Linked DNA regions of Homo sapiens: all the other regions are linked to region 3. The links are chromatin contacts, found by Hi-C or POLR2A ChIA-PET in ENCODE. All regions are on one chromosome and are shown on one strand. The core of a region is the stretch at or near the end of the contact, and the rest is flanking DNA. Distances in the headings are between cores, read along the strand shown.

Region 1 (2,700 bases), core at 86-2,585, 1.5 Mb before region 3:
TTTTCAGATTCTCTGTGGCTCAAGCTCTGGTAACATGCTTTTAATGGAACGGACTTTGACGGACTTCGATTTTTGCTTAACATTTTTACGGCGAAAAAGTTAGGTCAGGTAGCCCAAAGACCTGACCCTCTAACTGTGGGCCTAGTTCTCCGTGTAATCCCCAATTGCTTAGCACTTTCTCAGCTAAGAAAAATATAACAAGCACCGTGGGAGACTGTTCCACAGGTAGCTCACAAGTAGTTCGCATGCAAAATCACTCACTGCCATCCACTATCACCAAGGAACCAAGTTAGGCAGGAACCTTCCTCCTGCAAAGAGTAGGGCCACGAGAGGCGGCCTAACCCCTCAGAAAGGTGGGTAGAGAATGAAAGGAGTTCCATCAAATGGCACTTTGAGGCAAGCGAGAACAAGGACTCGGACCCTGCGGTGCAGGGCGGGGTGCTAGATCAGGGGCGCAGCCGGCAGGTTGGAGCCGGGCTCGGCTGCCAGCTCCTCACCCTGTTCCTCGGCGGCCTTGTCACCCGGCACCTCGGATCCCGGCGTCTCGTCCCCGCTCCGCTCCTCGGGTTCGTCTTCCTCCCTCTTGCCGAGGCCCTGCTCTTCGCCACCATTTACCCCGCCTGACCCGGCCGTGGCCTCCGCCGGCTTCTCGGAAGCATCTGGCTCGGCCGCGGCCTCCATGGCTGCCGCCTCCGGGGGCTCCGGCGGCGGCTGCGCGGCCTGACCCAAGGCTTGAGCAGGGGGTGGCTCCTCGTCCTCGTCCTCAAGCAGCGCCTCCTCGTCCTCCTCCTCCTCCTCTTCGTCCTCCTCCTCGTCCCCGCCCGGGCCGCCGCCCGACGCGGCCACAGGCCGAGGCTCCGCCTTGCAGGCCCCGCCGGGCCCGGCCCCGCCGCCGCCGGCCTCGTCCTCGAGCATCTCGGCGTCCAGCGCCTCCTGCAGCCGCTGCGCCAGATCCACCTTGAGGCCGCGCGAGTCCAGGCCCCGCCGCTGCAGCTCCGACCGCAGCTCGGTCACTTTCAGCCGCTTCACCTCCATCGCCGCCGCCGCCTCCTCCGCCTCCCGCCGCCTCCTCCCCTGCGAACCGTCGACCGAGTCCGACCGCGCAGGCGCCGCCGCCGCCGCCCGCCTCCGCCTCACGCGCCAGCACTGAGCCCGCGCGAGCGAGCGCACGCACGCAGGAGCGGAGGCCGCGCACGGTCCCGCTGCGCAGTGTTTGCTTCTCCTTCGTCTCCCCTCCCCCTTTCGGCTCACGGAGCCCAAAACAACGCAGCAGGGAGCTGTTTCCCCTCCAGGCCCTTGGTTCCCCAGCCGCGGGCAGGCGCGCGCGGAGGACGACGGAGTTCCTCCCGCTTCCTCCCGCCCTCTGGCGCCCCCGGGCCAATCGCCGCCGGTGCTTTTATCGCGCAGCCGCAGTGGAGTCCAAGACGGGCAAGGCTGGCTGCAGCTCAAGTGCCTCGTAGCACGGAAGCGTGTGCGCGCCGGTCTTTCAGTACTTCCAGCCGGGGAGTTCTGCGCAGCCGCCCGGAGCTCCCCGATGCCATGCCCCTCCCACCACCCTTACTTCCGTCTGACTTCCATTTGCTGTGGCGTTTTAGGGGTCGCTAGCCTCTTTTCCCTACTGTCTGTGCTTGCAGCAGTAACGACAAAAAAAAAGTCATTAGAGAATGTGTTGCAACATGTAAGCCTAGTAGCAATTGTTTTTCTGGCTAGGAAGCAAAAGGGCTCCCCAGAACGAAGAAATACTGTAATCCGGGCCCTCCTTTTTCCTCAACGCCTCAACTTCTACCCAGCAACAGAGGCCCTTGAACCCGCCCTTTTTCTCTTATTGGACAACTTGAATCGTCATTTGCCGTTCCGATTGGTCATCCGTGATCGTCCGGATTTTTCCAATTGGCGAAGCTGCCAGGGGAATTTTTTTTTTTTTTTTTTCCCAGGTTGGTCCGCTGAGGAGGCGGGGTCGTTTCTGCGGGATTATTTTTCCGGAGCCTCTTCTGATTGGGTGGTGTGGCGCAATGCGCGCGACCCTCAAGATACCAAACTGTACGCATCTCTGACCCTTTCCTCTCCTTGCTCCTGCTGGTAAACCGAAGCCCAGGAGACTTCCAGGTTTGGGCATCTGCAGAGGGCGAGGAACTGGTCACGGCGCCGGGTGGGCTTGCAGCTGTGACGCTTATGTGGACACCTCAGTGTCGCTGGTGGTTCACCTCGGCTTCCCAGTTTATTTATTGACGTCAACAAATAAATGTTGAATAAGGAAGAAGAGTTAGAATTGCTTGAAGCCCTCTGGAGTTTTAGCACTAGTCCCGCCCACTCCCTTCTACTTCCAGGTCGGGGGGGGGCGGGTCCAATAGAAAGGCGGAAGCCAGTGTCCCAGGCGTTCTCACGCCCGCAACAATTCCTGAGTAGGGCCTTGCTTGAGTTCTTCGGAAAGTCTCATCCACCCCCACATCGCCTCTTTAGGAAGTCACTTAATGTTGGGCTTCATTATTCCCACATCCCTTTCCTTACTACTTGCCTGCACTTCTTGAGAAAAAGACTGCAGAAAGGAGAGGTGGGGCTTTCAGTAGAAACAAGCAAACCGCAGGTCCCTGTGGGGGGACTCTCCAGGAAGAAGGGTAATTTCCTGCCTCCTTAAATTGGCTGCTACTGTCAGTTATTTTGCTCCCAACCCCAGAGCTTCACTTGCTCCTTCACTTCCCA
Region 2 (2,700 bases), core at 168-2,667, 1.5 Mb before region 3:
TCGGGGGCGGTGGCTTATGCCTGTAATCCCAACACTTTGGGAGGCTGAGGTGGGCGGATCACCTGAGGTCAGGAGTTCAAGACCAGCCTGGCCAACATGGTGAAACCCCGTCTCTACTAAAAATACAAAAATTAGCCGGGTGCAGTGGGGAGCACCTGTAATCCCAGCTACTCGGGAGGCTGAGGCAAGAGAATAGCTTAAACCCAGGAGGCAGGGGTTGCAGTGAGCCGAGATCATGCCACTTCACTCCAGCCTGGGCAACAGAGGGAGACTCTGTCTCAAAAAAGAGGAAAAAAAAAAAAAAAAAAAAAAAGGACACAGAAAGTAATTAATGGGATGGGAACTCTTCCTCAAGACACAGGAGGCCTTGAAACTTACAAGTGAAATCCTATGAGTGCCTTTGGGAAAATTCTTCGAGTTTTATGCGCCTATGTGTGCACTTTTCTGTATGTAAAAATAAGTTTACTTATAAAAATCTGTGTGAATGTATAACATTACTTGGAGAATGGAGAGCCAACAGATTTCCTGATATTCTTTTTTTTTTTTTTTTTTTTTTGAGACGGAGTCTCACTCTGTGGCCCAGGCTGGAGTGCAGTGGCGTGATCTCGGCTCACTGCAACCTCCGCCTCCCAGGTTCAAGCAATTCTCCTGCCTCAGCCTCCCGTGTAGCTGGGACTACAGGTGCCGGCCACAACGCCTGGCTAATTTTTGTATTTTTAGCAAAAACGGGGTTTCACCATGTTGGTCAGGCTGGTCTCGAACTCCCGACCTCAGGTGATCCGCCCACCTCAGCCCCCCAAAGTGCTGGGATTACAGGTATGAGCCACCATCCCCGGCTTTCCTGAGATTCTTAACAGAATCCAAAACCCAAAGAAAGGTTGTCTGCTACAGGTATTGTGAGAGGCTATCAGAGCTTAGGAACTAACAGCCGACAGACATTCCCCGCATAAGCGTCAGTGCACAAGGTGAGCTGAGAGGTGAAGCTGCTCCGGAGCTCTGCAGGGAGGAAGGAAGACTCGGTGGGGACGACCAACAGGAAGAGGGTCTAGTACTTACGCCCGCTTCTTGAGGTGGTGCCGCGTGATCAGCCCTTGGTCTATCACAGCCCCGACCACCCGGTGCCTCAGACGCCGCTCCCGATTCAACACCCGCCGGCGTTTGAACAGCTTCTTCTTCAGCTCCTGCCGGGGAGAAAGATGCGAATCAGATGGAGTGGGCTCGCCGCGACCCGGGGCCCCTCCACCAGGCAGCCCCGGCCCCTCACTGATCCCATCTCGTGCGAGATAAAAGGGCTCAGGAACGCTTGAGGAAACAAAGTCGCGGCCCCCACACAGTCACCGTTCGGGGCCGGTTGATCTTTCCCCCCGGAGCTCCCATAGTCGCGATTCCACTCCAGTTCACGGTCCGTACTTCCGCTCAGCGCCGGATCCGCGGGGCTCCGCCCCGGCCTTCCGCGGGCCAATCGCAACTCGGGGGCGGGTCCTCGGGCTATATAAAGGAGCTCCGCGGTGCGGGAGGCCTTTCGGAGGGTGGTGAGCTAGTAAGTGTGGTTTTAGCTGTAGTAGCCAGATTGGGCGGCCGGGAGTGGTGGGGGTGCCGGGTGGAAGGCTCTGGGCGGGGTCTCAGGACCCTCCTTTTCTTGGCGGGGATCGGGCTTGTGGTGCCGCTCCCCGTAATGTACGGAGGAAGAGGGAAAGGGCTCTGGCCCCCTCGGCGTCATGTCTTCGGTGCTGGCGGCTTCCCATCCGCTGGTTCTATCCTCAAACGCCGGGACACCGGGAATCTCGGAGAAGGACAACCGAGATCCAGCTGGCTCCTCCATCGGGGTGCTCACACTTTCTCATTTGATTTCAGGTCTGCGGACGCTGTATACCCTCCTCCACTTCCCGCTGCAGCCAATAAAGGCCGTTCCTACCATAGTCTGTGTCCGCGTTCTTTTTTCCGGGACTGCAGAGTTCGGGGAAGCTGTACGCCGCCTTTCGCTACGCGGAATTTGCAGATCTTCCCCTGGACCTCAGGCCTCTCCGGCTGGAGTAGGGTGGACGCTTCACATAAGCTTCTCTGGTCGAACTTACCCGAATCTCCAGATGGCCGCGCTGCGTCGAATGCTCCACTTGCCGAGCCTGATGATGGGGACGTGCCGCCCCTTTGCGGGTAGGGAGGTGGGGGCAGAGTGGAGAGGGCAAGGTGGGGGCAGAGTGGGGAGGGTAAGGTGGGTTCCTCGTGAGTCAGGAGTGTAGTCCCTGAAATTGTGATTCTCAAACCCTACGGTGGGCCGTGCGTGGTGGCTCACGGCTGTAATGCTAACACTTTGCCAGGCCGAGGCGGGCAGATCGCTTGGCCCAGGAGTTCGAGACCAACCTAGGGCAACATAGCGAGACCCTGTCTACAAAAAAAATTAACCGGGCACGATGGCGCCTATAGTCCTAGCTACTCAGGAGGCTGAGGTGGAGGCTTCAGTGAGCCATCATTGTGCTACTGTACTCAACCCTGGGTCACAGAGTGAGACCCTGTCTCAAAAAAAAAAAAGACGCCAGTGTGTATATACGACGTTTTTGCAGTGGCGACATAGACCAAGTGACACCCTCCAACCGTGCCCACAGGCTCACTGGCTGATAGTTGCCTGGCGGACCGCTGTCTCTGGGATCGGCTGCATGCCCAGCCTCGTTTGGGCACTGTCCCCACCTTCGACTGGTTCTT
Region 3 (2,700 bases), core at 142-2,641:
CATTCTCCTGCCTCAGTCTCCCGAGTAGCTGGGACTACAGGCGCCCGCCACCACGCCCGGCTAATTTTTTGTTTGTTTGTTTGTTTGTATTTTTAGTAGAGACGGGGTTTCACCGTGTTAGCCAGGATGGTCTCAATCTCCTGACCTCGTGATCCACCCGCCTGGACTTCCCAAAGTGCTGGGGTTAACAGGCGTGAGCCACCGCGCCCGGCCTGGGTGATGGTTTTAATGCACGGCTCTTACCTGAGAACTTAGGGTGCTAAGCTTTAATTACACTTTTCCATGGTTGCAACAAGCTGCGTTTTCTAAAGCTCTCTTCCTGGACTGGGGAGGCCTTTGGGGCAGGAGTAAAACTTCCTCATTTGCTCCAAGAGTGCTGCTTTCTGGGCTAGGAAGGCGCTGAGACTAGCAGCTGGCTGGACTTCCTGCTGTTAGTTTCATCAGCTTTCTTTTCCCCTGGGAATCCCCGGCAGGCCGCCCCCTTCCCCATCTGAGTGGCGATGCTCAGGTAGCCTCCCCCATTGGCAGGACTCTGCCGCCCCCAGGCTTGCCCACCCTGCATGCTCCAACCCCAGTGTGTTCACTGGAAAGGCCGCTGTCCTGCGCAGAGCTGGTGGCGGACGTGCCTTGCTCTACTGAAGTCCACATCCTAGGGCAGGTGATGAGCAGGAGGGTATAGACCACCAGAGACCCCTGAGGTGTCACCTAAGCAGGGACTTGATGGGAGTGAGCCTCGTGGGGACTCGGGGAGGCTCATCCAAGTGGAGCACAGTGGAGGGGTCGTGTTTGGAGCTGGGTGACCTGAGGGCCCGGGAGGTTGTGGATGGTCTGGGCCAAGTACTGTTCACTTGTTCACCTGGCAGGTCTGAGTTCATGAGTTTGAAGGTAGCCCTACGCGGAGCTAGGAAAAACTGCAAAATGGACTTGTTTCCCTCTGGGGCCTTGAGGGATCCTTGGTTGATAGGGATAGCCAGGCTGGAGCCGATTTAACCTGTGAGTCCCAAATAACCTGGATACACTCTGTCGACTCCTGGGCTCTCCCTCCGGCAGCCCAGTGATGTTTCAAAGCCCAAGGTCCCCACCTCATGTGACAGGCTGAGGATGGCAGACACTTCCCACAAAAGTGGACCTAGCCCTGAACACACACAGCCGGGGGACTTGTTGAGTTTGCACTGAGCTTCCCTCCAAATGAGGAAGGGGGCGTTTTTATGGTGTTGAGTCGCTAAGCCCCGCTCTCCCTAGCTTCCTGTGCTCTCTGGGGACAAAGGTGGGGGGGCCCCTGGAACCCTCTGTGGGCTGGCAGTGTGCTTCCTGCACCCAGCGCCAGCCCGCCCTGGGGAGGGGCTGAACCCGCCCTGCTCGTGATAAGGCACAAGCAAGGGCTGCCCTGAAGGAAGCTCCAAAGAGAAAGGAGGGCAGGAAGCCCACGGCCCACAGGGGTGTAGCCCGAGACCCACCTGCAGCCCCCAGCCCTTGCCAGGAAAGGTAAGCTCAGGCCTCACTGGGACCCTGGGCCCTTCTCTTCCTTATCCTCCTGCAGCCTCTGCCCAGCCTGCCTCTCGCCATGCGGCAGCCTGAACTTTCCACCTCCCCGGAGAGGCTTTGGCTGGTTTGTGATGTTGGCATCTGAGCTGTGGGCCAGGATCGGAACTACTTCCTGGCCTGGGTACGAAGCCATGGCCAGAGTGGGCAGCTGCCCCTGAGGGTCTGGGAGTGAGCTGTGGGCTGGCATTGAGCACGGTGGTCCTGAGTGAGCCCCTTCTTACCCGGCCTCAGTCTGCCCGCCTGTAGGATGGGAGCGGATTGGACTACATGGTCTCTGAGGGCCCTCGCGGCTCAAGCGCCAGCGCTGGAGAGAGAGTCTGAGGGTACCACGGGCGTGCTGGCCTGGGTGCTCACTCCCGCCCTCCTTCATGAGCGGCTTTCCTCTGGGTGTGTCCAGGGCATCACAGAGCTCTTCTGCCCAAACCCGGAGGCCTACCAGGGCCTGCCCACCTTGCCTCCTTCCACACTCTCTGTAGCAGCAGCCGCAGCCATGGCGGGGATGAAGACAGCCTCCGGGGACTACATCGACTCGTCATGGGAGCTGCGGGTGTTTGTGGGAGAGGAGGACCCAGAGGCCGAGTCGGTCACCCTGCGGGTCACTGGGGAGTCGCACATCGGCGGGGTGCTCCTGAAGATTGTGGAGCAGATCAGTGAGTGTCCGCTGCCCGCTTGCTGAACTCGGCACCATGGGCGGCCGCCACGGGTGTCTCTGGGCACTTCCGGGCCATCCCTGCTGCTCAGCTCCCGATAATGGTGTCACGGTGACTCAGGCATTAGCTTAATCATTTGGTTCCAAAAAAGACATTTCCCCAACTTCCTCTCCCTCCCACCCTCTTCCCTCCCTCCCTTCTGCTGCAGCTGGTCTGCTAAGGATCAGACGCAGCCACAATCCTCCATTCAGCCACCAATAGGGGCAGAAGGAGTGGTCTTGTCTGGGCCGAGGCTGAAGTCACATTGCTGAGGTCTGAGGGGGTCTAGGTGACCCAGGGGCCTGCCCCCACGCTCCCTCCCCTTGGCGGAAGCTTTGAGCAGGTTGGTGACAGGCCCAGCCTGGGTGGGAAGGCCCTGCCCCCACAGGAAGTTACAGCAGAGCAGCTGTGGTATCAGTCATGGAGGACCACGGGGCTAGTGACACGGGGGCTCCTCATCTTCCTT
Region 4 (2,700 bases), core at 105-2,604, 1.4 Mb before region 3:
GTTTCTCAGCTAAAGGCTCTTCCTAGAACTTGTTCCTTATTCACACCAATTATATTGCAGCCAAGTACTCTCTGAAGTACTCCCTCCAGAATAGCAATCCTGCCCTCCAAAGGATTCCTCACAAAAAAAAGTCTAAGTCCTTGCCCCTAGTTAGCCAGCCGACCTCTTCTCTGTTGCTTATAGCAGACCCTACAGGCCCCATCCAAGCCTATCAGTTCCATCAGGTACCCCCCAAAATTACTTCGGTTAACAGTGGTGGAGCACAGTCCTTCCTAGATTTGAGTAAGGCTCACTCCTCGCCTTTTCCACTCCAGGTCCTTACCTGACGGGTCTGCAGCGACTTGCAGGCAGACAGAAACTCCTGGGTCCGATCCCGGCAGGACATGGTGTCGGGAGGGGGAGGGACGAGGGTCACTGGGGGGGGCAGAGGGGCGATGTCGCTGCTGCTACTGCCAGCAGTTGCAGGGGACAGGACCTGTGTCTTTGAGAGACCCAGGTAGACACCCTGATCCGTGTTCTTAGACCCGTAGCGTTTCCGCGGGATCATTGAGACGCATAACCTCGGACTGTTGTGGAGGGGAGAGTGTCATTCCCCAGGCAACTTCTTTACCCAAACTCCCCCGCCCCACCCCAATCAACAAATCCCCGAGCCCCTTCTGCACTTCTCGTGGACTTTCGCGCCCAGGACGCTCGCAAATCCTGGGGCGGACCAGCAGCGGAAAGGGCCCCGCTTTTCCCCTGTCCCAAGTCGAACCCGCTTCAGACTCTTCTTCCAACTTGGCTCTGGCGGCCAGAGCGCGGGCCGGGGACCCTGAAGCAGAGACAGGGCCAGAGCCAACCCCGTGGTCCTGAGACTCCGGCCCGGCCCGTGTAACTGCCCCGGGCCCTAACCCAGCCCTTTCGTTTCCGCGGTTTCCTTCGGCCCCTCCGGGAGGGCCAGTGACGGACCTCCAAAGACTGACACACTTCGGTGGGCGGAGGGGGAAAACCTCTGGGTGTTTATTTGAAACAGGAAGTCCCACCCCCCGCCCAAGGTCCGCCTTCTGGAAGACTTCAACCACTCATTAGCTAAGGCCGACGTCTCTCTCAACAGAGGCTTTCCTGATTGGACGGCAAGGAATTCGCTCACCCGGAGCCGGGCCGGCAGGACTTGCCCGCTCGCCCCTGATTCCCTTCCCCCCGCCAGTCGTCGCCCCCGTAAAACCACTGCCCCAGAGCTGACACGGCGGCCAGATCCCCTCTTAAAGCGAATCTTACCTCCCCTCTGCCGCCTGCCGCCGCCGCCACTTCCAATCTCACCGGCCGTCACTGCCTCCTCCCCGAGCACTGAAGCCGCCGAAACCCGACCAAAGACTGGAAGCGGCCACGTCACCTACACGTAACCCCACCCCCAGTGACGAGGGGGCGGTCCCACGCGTTTCAAGCCCAGCGACCCGAAAGACACGCCCCACACCCAAACGCAAGAGCGATCCCGCCCTCCCATTGGCTAAGGCGCCACCGTGACCCCGCCCCAGAGTACTACAGCAGGCGCTCAGGGGGCTGGGCCCGCCTCCGGGAAGGAGCCTTAAAGAACCAGCTGCCCGGTGGTGTCCGCGCCCAGTCCCCCAGAGTGGTCGTGCAGGTATACGTTAGAAATTTTATTCTCTGGAGGTTGGGGCGGACTGAGAGCAGGTCTGGGGTCATCCCTTCTCCGGCTCCTCCTGGTTGCCTTCTCGGATCGGACTCTCCTGCTTCCGAATCTGGTCTGGTTGCCTCTTGCTTGGCCGCGAGGAGCCCCGACGACCGAACGTGGATAGTCGCCGCCACAGCACGGTAATCAGAAGGCTTTCGTTCGACTTGTGATTCGGATGGTCCGGGGAGTTCAAGTCGATATCTTCGGCGCCTGAGGGGACGACGAGGCCTCTGAGCTCACCCCTACCCTCGGGAAGCCCCCTCTCACACTCCCTGGGCCCTCTTTGTGTGTCTGTGGTCTCATCTTCCCTGCCGTCCTCAGACTCTTCCTCCTTGGACTGCTCATCAGACATCTCAAAGTCCTTGTCTTGGCAGCAGCCCATGGCCCCGCGTGGCCCTGGACTCCGTGCCACCCACGCCAGCCTGCCTGCCTCCAGGCCCGGCTTTTGTGACATCAGATATCCCGTCGCCCCAGCTCAGGCAGCCCCCACCCCAAGCTACCCCTCATTCCTTTCTCCCATCACAAAAGGCTCAGGGTCATGGTGGGTGTTCAGCAGTTTATTTACAAAGTGGGCACAGGGGCGTCAGGGGCTGGTGGACCCAGGCCGCTTCTTCTTTCTCCGTCTCGTTTGGAGAGCTCCTTGGGGCTGCTCCAAACCCGAGAGCTTCCGCTTGGCAGCTGCCTCCAAGGATGCCCAAAGTTCATCTGTCTCTGTGTCTTCTAGGGGCACCTTGTTGGGTTCTTGAGGCTCTTGGGGCTCATCCTGGTGAGTGGGAAGAAAGCTTAGGAGTCAGGGGGGCCGGGCACGGTGGCTCCCACCTGTAATCTCAGCACTTTGGGAGACCAAGGCAGGAGGATTGCTTGAGCCCAGGACTTAGCGACCAGACTGGGCAACATAAGGAGACCCCATCTCCACAAAAAGAAGTTTAAAAAAAAAAAAAAAAAAAAAAAAAAAGAAAAGTAGTCAGGGGCACAGGGACAAACCCACAGGGAAGGAGACCCTGGCTGAGAAAGAATCCCTCTGGGTA

Evidence for each region. A loop is a pair of places that touch in the nucleus more often than their neighbours do. ChIA-PET counts read pairs that join two places held with the same protein, here RNA polymerase II (POLR2A). Pooled maps may share reads with other maps.
Region 1: a loop to region 3 is called in a pooled map, with 7 times the contacts of the local background. The contact joins the promoter of HNRNPUL2 here to the promoter of FERMT3 in region 3. A Hi-C loop is called at or near these places in 2 of 50 pooled maps. POLR2A ChIA-PET finds 5 or more read pairs at or near these places in 5 of 52 experiments (MCF 10A, WTC11, activated CD4-positive, alpha-beta T cell and 2 more).
Region 2: a loop to region 3 is called in a pooled map, with 2.2 times the contacts of the local background. The contact joins the promoter of C11orf98 here to the promoter of FERMT3 in region 3. A Hi-C loop is called at or near these places in 1 of 50 pooled maps. POLR2A ChIA-PET finds 5 or more read pairs at or near these places in 6 of 52 experiments (B cell, CD8-positive, alpha-beta memory T cell, activated CD8-positive, alpha-beta memory T cell and 2 more).
Region 4: a loop to region 3 is called in a pooled map, with 5 times the contacts of the local background. The contact joins the promoter of STX5 here to the promoter of FERMT3 in region 3. A Hi-C loop is called at or near these places in 1 of 50 pooled maps. POLR2A ChIA-PET finds 5 or more read pairs at or near these places in 8 of 52 experiments (CD4-positive, alpha-beta memory T cell, GM10248, H1 and 5 more).

What each region holds. Positions count from the first base shown.
Region 1 is chr11:62,726,122-62,728,821 of GRCh38, forward strand. It overlaps HNRNPUL2 (heterogeneous nuclear ribonucleoprotein U like 2), which reads right to left and starts at 1,336. Exons shown (of 14, transcript NM_001079559.3): 1 at 498-1,336. The coding sequence starts at 1,035. TTC9C (tetratricopeptide repeat domain 9C) reads left to right here and starts at 2,365. Exons shown (of 3, transcript NM_173810.4): 1 at 2,365-2,700. It overlaps HNRNPUL2-BSCL2 (HNRNPUL2-BSCL2 readthrough (NMD candidate)), which reads right to left and starts at 1,263. Exons shown (of 24, transcript NR_037946.1): 1 at 498-1,263. RefSeq lists silencers at 777-1,156, 1,327-1,486 and enhancers at 1,747-1,796, 2,047-2,246, 2,637-2,700.
Region 2 is chr11:62,663,793-62,666,492 of GRCh38, forward strand. It overlaps C11orf98 (chromosome 11 open reading frame 98), which reads right to left and starts at 1,418. Exons shown (of 4, transcript NM_001286086.2): 1 at 1,339-1,418; 2 at 1,057-1,181. The coding sequence starts at 1,377. It overlaps LBHD1 (LBH domain containing 1), which reads right to left. Exons shown (of 7, transcript NM_024099.5): 5 at 1,057-1,181. CSKMT (citrate synthase lysine methyltransferase) reads left to right here and starts at 1,520. Exons shown (of 3, transcript NM_001043229.2): 1 at 1,520-1,540; 2 at 1,855-2,154; 3 at 2,604-2,700. The coding sequence starts at 2,088. SNORA57 (small nucleolar RNA, H/ACA box 57) reads left to right here and starts at 1,630; the gene lies at 1,630-1,778. RefSeq lists enhancers at 1,638-1,867, 2,538-2,647, 2,698-2,700.
Region 3 is chr11:64,205,330-64,208,029 of GRCh38, forward strand. It overlaps FERMT3 (FERM domain containing kindlin 3), which reads left to right and starts at 1,392. Exons shown (of 15, transcript NM_031471.6): 1 at 1,392-1,485; 2 at 2,022-2,195. The coding sequence starts at 2,036. RefSeq lists enhancers at 1-563, 401-660, 564-1,126, 1,561-1,640, 1,961-2,040.
Region 4 is chr11:62,830,697-62,833,396 of GRCh38, forward strand. STX5 (syntaxin 5) reads right to left here and starts at 1,355. Exons shown (of 11, transcript NM_003164.5): 1 at 1,258-1,355; 2 at 323-566. The coding sequence starts at 547. TEX54 (testis expressed 54) reads right to left here and starts at 2,145. Exons shown (of 1, transcript NM_001395459.1): 1 at 1,625-2,145. The coding sequence starts at 2,054. The coding sequence ends at 1,680. It overlaps WDR74 (WD repeat domain 74), which reads right to left. Exons shown (of 11, transcript NM_001369450.1): 11 at 2,215-2,435. The coding sequence ends at 2,256. STX5-DT (STX5 divergent transcript) reads left to right here and starts at 1,538. Exons shown (of 2, transcript NR_135084.1): 1 at 1,538-1,621. RefSeq lists enhancers at 1,266-1,355, 1,726-1,795, 1,816-1,865.